Regions from separate parts of the Homo sapiens genome. Here region 1 is linked to region 2. Evidence: read pairs that join two places in POLR2A ChIA-PET (ENCODE). Cell type or tissue: Panc1. All regions are shown on one strand. Links, peaks and the distances in the headings refer to the core of each region. The heading gives the core; the rest is flanking DNA.

Evidence for each region. Peaks named below come from ENCODE experiments on the same cell type or tissue, not always from the same donor. Only the 100,000 strongest peaks of a DNase experiment are listed, where the experiment ranks them.
Region 1: POLR2A ChIA-PET joins it to region 2 with 6 read pairs; 3 of 35 experiments call an interaction of 5 or more read pairs at or near these places.

The regions. Positions count from the first base shown.
Region 1 is chr3:121,697,519-121,700,436 of GRCh38, reverse strand. GOLGB1 (golgin B1) reads left to right here. Exons shown (of 22, transcript NM_001366282.2): 12 at 552-625; 13 at 1,508-2,918. Among named protein-coding and RNA genes, the nearest start is that of HCLS1, 38 kb to the right of the region's middle. In Panc1, for the core only: no CTCF peak of the experiment used is centred there; no DNase peak of the experiment used is centred there.
Region 2 is chr3:121,573,024-121,575,941 of GRCh38, reverse strand. The region is part of intron 2 of ARGFX (arginine-fifty homeobox); the gene reads right to left. Among named protein-coding and RNA genes, the nearest start is that of ARGFX, 6.5 kb to the right of the region's middle. In Panc1, for the core only: no CTCF peak of the experiment used is centred there; a DNase peak (open chromatin) is centred at 1,277.

The DNA of each region.
Region 1 (2,918 bases), core at 224-2,723, 120 kb before region 2:
CTTGGGTTAAAACTCTGAAGACTTGGATTCTAATCCCAGCTCCCTGAACTAGCTGCGTAACCTTTCGGGTTGTGTCATTTCTTTGTTTCCTTATATGATCATTGAGGAGATAGGATAGCTCCCTTTTAGTGCTAAAATTTGATATCTTTATGAACATTGAAGAACATTGTAAGTGCTATATTAATGCAAAATATATATTACAAACATAGTAGGATTATGGATAAATTATATGTATTGTCCTAGAAGTTCCAGATTATGCCACAGAAATAGCTGCTTTATGTCCTGCATCCTGGCATCCTTCTCCTTTCAAACCTTCCACTATTTAGTATACTTCATTCAGGTTCATTATCATCACCTAGTACTGTTCTATCTTATATCTCATGTAATCATATCCTCTTGCCACTTCTTTAATAAGGCTTTCACCTCTCCCAAGCTATTTTGTTTATTTTTTAAAAAATTATTTCATACAATTCAAATAGCTTCACATGCAATCCTGTTTTTTCACACACTCCACATATATCTTCTAAAGATATTTATTTTGTGACTTTCAGAAAAACTGTCTTCTCAGATTACTCTCCTAGAGGCTCAGAATAGAACTGGGGAGGCAGACAGAGAAGTCAGTGAGGTAAGTGATGTGTTCTTAATATAACCAGAACATGAGCTAGATTAAGAGAAGGTAGCTTCATATGAAAATACGTCCATAATTTTCTAGTGTTGCCAGAGAAGTACATTACCTATAGAGTAAGATCTATTAAAGAGATTCATAATGGTTATTATATCTCATTTATTGTTACTTGTTTCTGAATATTAAAATTCATTGTTCTAAAGCAACACAAATACAGTAGCTACTAATTTGGGATTTGATAACACATTTTTTTATACTGGGTTATCATCTATCTCAACTTCTTTGTTCATCTCAGAAAAGTTTCTCAGTGAAGAGATTAGATAAGACTGGCATAGTTTTACTAAGATTAAATAAAAAGGGATCTTTGGAGAATGATCCTTTTAATAATCTGAAAATTACTATAAGAAGGGTATGGTTGCTTAGTATCATTCTGTTGATTTAAGAGTATTGTTAGCTGCGTTTTGTTTAGTTAGCTGTGTTTTTCTAATCAGTAAGTCAGTGATAGAATTATACATGCCCTTGAGGAGTAATGTGGCTTCCTAACAAAAGTATCTGCTTACTTTTTAAAAAAAATCAATTAGGAGTTTTATTCTGAAGGAAAAAAAGCTTCTTATGTAAGGAATATCTAGAAAATGAATTCCCAATTTCCTTAGGTCTTATGAATAGGGCTTGACTTCAGTGCAGGATTGGCAGAGTGCCCTTGGAGGTCCAGCTGGGAGATACAAACTGATTTTAAAAGGATTTAGCAGTGTTATGGTACAAAGAAGGTTTTGACCAAAAAGTCTGAAGTTTTAGAAGATGAAATACAAGTTTTTAGTTGGGCTATTTTTTTAATGTTATAAAACATTTGATTACAGCTTTTTTTTTCTTTTTTAAAAATAGATCAGCATTGTTGATATTGCCAACAAGAGGAGCTCTTCTGCTGAGGAAAGTGGACAAGATGTTCTAGAAAACACATTTTCTCAGAAACATAAAGAATTATCAGTTTTATTGTTGGAAATGAAAGAAGCTCAAGAGGAAATTGCATTTCTTAAATTACAGCTCCAGGGAAAAAGGGCTGAGGAAGCAGATCATGAGGTCCTTGACCAGAAAGAAATGAAACAGATGGAGGGTGAGGGAATAGCTCCAATTAAAATGAAAGTATTTCTTGAAGATACAGGGCAAGATTTTCCCTTAATGCCAAATGAAGAGAGCAGTCTTCCAGCAGTTGAAAAAGAACAGGCGAGCACTGAACATCAAAGTAGAACATCTGAGGAAATATCTTTAAATGATGCTGGAGTAGAATTGAAATCAACAAAGCAGGATGGTGATAAATCCCTTTCTGCTGTACCAGATATTGGTCAGTGTCATCAGGATGAGTTGGAAAGGTTAAAAAGTCAAATTTTGGAGCTCGAGCTAAACTTTCATAAAGCACAAGAAATCTATGAGAAAAATTTAGATGAGAAAGCTAAGGAAATTAGCAACCTAAACCAGTTGATTGAGGAGTTTAAGAAAAATGCTGACAACAACAGCAGTGCATTCACTGCTTTGTCTGAAGAAAGAGACCAGCTTCTCTCTCAGGTGAAGGAACTTAGCATGGTAACAGAATTGAGGGCTCAGGTAAAGCAACTGGAAATGAACCTTGCAGAAGCAGAAAGGCAAAGAAGACTTGATTATGAAAGCCAAACTGCCCATGACAACCTGCTCACTGAACAGATCCATAGTCTCAGCATAGAAGCCAAATCTAAAGATGTGAAAATTGAAGTTTTACAGAATGAACTGGATGATGTGCAGCTTCAGTTTTCTGAGCAGAGTACCCTGATAAGAAGCCTGCAAAGCCAGCTGCAAAATAAGGAAAGTGAAGTGCTTGAGGGGGCAGAACGTGTAAGGCATATCTCAAGTAAAGTGGAAGAACTGTCCCAGGCTCTTTCACAGAAGGAACTTGAAATAACAAAAATGGATCAGCTCTTACTAGAGAAAAAGAGAGATGTGGAAACCCTCCAACAAACCATCGAGGAGAAGGATCAACAAGTGACAGAAATCAGCTTTAGTATGACTGAGAAAATGGTTCAGCTTAATGAAGAGAAGTTTTCTCTTGGGGTTGAAATTAAGACTCTTAAAGAACAGCTAAATTTATTATCCAGAGCTGAGGAAGCAAAAAAAGAGCAGGTGGAAGAAGATAATGAAGTTTCTTCTGGCCTTAAACAAAATTATGATGAGATGAGCCCAGCAGGACAAATAAGTAAGGAAGAACTTCAGCATGAATTTGACCTTCTGAAGAAAGAAAATGAGCAGAGAAAGAGAAAGCTCCAGG
Region 2 (2,918 bases), core at 89-2,588:
TTTTCAACCACACTTTTTTTTTAATGTTTGAGACAGAGTCTCACCGGAACACCCAGGCTAGAGTGCAATGGCTCAATCTCAGCTCACTGCAACCTCCACTCCACAGGTTCAAGCGATTCTCCTGCCTCAGCCTCCCAAGTAGCTGAGACTACAGGCGCTCACCACCATGCTGGCTAATTTTTTTACTTTTATTAGAGATGGGGTTTCACCATATCAGCCACACTGGTCTCAAACTCCTGCCCTCAAATGATCCACCCACCTCGGTCTCCCAAAGTGCTGGGATTACAGGCATGAGGCACTGTGCCCAACCTAGCCACACCTTCTTAATTGAGCCAGAGAGTGACACTCTGAAGTGATGATGCCCCCCACTCAAGAGGCCGTGCATGCTTCTGTGCTCGCTCTCATGCCTGCCCTCTCTCTGTCTCACCCACTCTCTCCCTCCAAGCCTGGACTAGCCTTCTAGAGGATGAGAGACTATAGCGAAAAGAGCTCATATTCTGCAACATAGGCTACTTTAAATGAGTTTACAGCTAGTCAACCCTCAAGCATGCAAGAGATGCCAGCCAAGATCAGAAATGGCCAGCTGGCTTGTAGATTTTTTTCTTTTTCTTTTTTTTTTTTTTGAAATGGAGTCTCGCTCTGTCGCCAGGCTGGAGTGCAGTGGCACGATCTTGGCTCACTGCAATCTCTGTCTCCCAGGTTTAAGAGATTCTCCTGCCACAGCCTCCTGAGTAGCTGGGACTACAGGCACACGCCACCACGCTCAGCTAATTTTTGTATTTTTAGTAGAGATGGGGGGTCTCACCATGTTGGCCAGGATGATCTCGATCTCTTGACCCTGTGATCCGCCTGCCTCGGCCTCCCAAAGTGCCGAGATTACAGGCGTGAGCTACTGCACCTGGCCTGGCTTGTAGATTGATAAACAACAACAAATACTTATTTTTTTAAAACCACTGAAATTGTGTGAAACAGCAATGACTAATTTGTACATACATTTGGTCTTCAAACATATCAATTTTCTGAACTTTCTTCTGTTCTCTCAGTTCTCACCATGTTCCTGCAGCCTCTATTTCCACATTACCATTCTGCTGGGGATTTTCTGCAAAATTCTTAGCCATGTACTGTGTGAGATGTAAGAAATAACAATTCTATTTGGTGTGTAACATATTCTTCCACATCTCCTAAATCCGGGGTCCCTAATCCCCTGGGTCACAAACTGGTATGGGTCCATGGCCTGTTAGGAACTGGTCCGCACAGCAGGAGGTGAGCAGCGAATGAGTCAGCGAAGCTTTATCTGTATTTACAGTCGCTCCCCATAGCTCACATTATTGCCAGAGCTCCGCCTCCTGTCAGATCAGCTGGTAGCATTAGATTCTCATAGGAGCATGAATCCTATTGTGCACTGCACAGGTGAGGGATCTAAGTTGCATGCTCATTATGAGAATCTAATGCCTGGTGATCTGTCACTGTCTCCCATCAGCCACAGATGGGAGCATCTTGTTACAGGAAAACAAGCTCAGGTCTCCTACTGATTCTACATTATGGTGAGTTGCATAATTATTTCATTATATATTACAATGTAATAATAATAGAAATAAAATGTGCAATAAATGTAATGTCCTTGGATCATCCCAAAATCAGCCCCCCAACCAGTCCGTGGAAAAACTGTCTTCCACAAACCAGTCCCTGGTGCCAAAAAGGTTGGAGACTGCTGCCCTGAATGCTTCTGGAAAGAGCTTTTCATACCTTTCAGTAAATATATTTATTTTATAAGATGGGGTCTCACTATATTGCCTAGGCTGGTCTTGAACTGGTAAGTCTATTTTTAATTTTTGAGGTACCATCATACTGTTTTTCACAGCGGCAGTGCCATTTTACATTCCTGCAAACATTCTGATTTCTCCCCATCCTCACCGACACTTGTTCTTTTCTGTTTCTTTGATAGTTGTCATCCTAACGGGTATGGTTTTGATTTTCTTTCCCCTAATAATTAATGTTGCTGAGCATCTTTCATGGATTTGTCCATTTGTATATCTTCTTTGGAGAAAGATCTATTCAAGTTTTTTGCCTTTTTTTTTTTTTTTTTTTTTTTTGAGATGGAGTTTTGCTCTTGTTGCCCAGGCTGGAGTGCAATGGCGTGATCTCGGCTCACTGCAACCTCTGCCTCCTGGGTTCAAGTGATTCTCCTGCCTCAGCCTCCCGAGTAGCTGGGATTACAGGCATGCACCACCACACCCAGCTAATTTTGTATTTTTAGTAGAGACAGGGTTTCTCCATGTTGGTCAGGCTGATCTTGAACTCCTGACCTCAGGTTTTTGCCCATTTTTAATTGGATTTTTTTTATTGTTGTTGAGTTCTAGTTTTGTATATATTATAGCTATTAACCCCTTATTAGATAAATGCTTTGCAAATATTTTCTCCCACTACATAGTTTGCCATTTTACTTTTTTTTTTCTTTTTTGAGACAGAGTCTCTCTCTCTCTGTCATCCAAGCTGGAGTGCAGTGGCGTGATCTCTGCTGCAGTCTCTGTCTCCCAAGTTCAAGCGATTCTCCCACCGCAGCCTCCCAAGTAGCTGAGATTACAGGCGCCTGCCACCACGCCTGGCTAATTTTTGTATTTTTAGTAGAGACAGGGTTTCACCATGTTGGCCAGGCTGCTCTAGAACTCCTGACCTCAGGTGATCCACGCATCTCGGCCTTGCAAAGTGCTGGGATTACAGGCATGAGCCACCATGCCCGGCCCCATTTCACTCTTTTGATTGTGTCCTTTGATCATACAAGTTTTTATTTTTAATGTAGTCTAATTTATCTATTTTTATTTTGTTGCCTGTGCTTTTGGTGTCATATCCAAGAAACCATTGCTAAATCAAATGTCATAAAGCTTTTCCTCTATGTTTTTTCTATGAGCTTTGCAGTT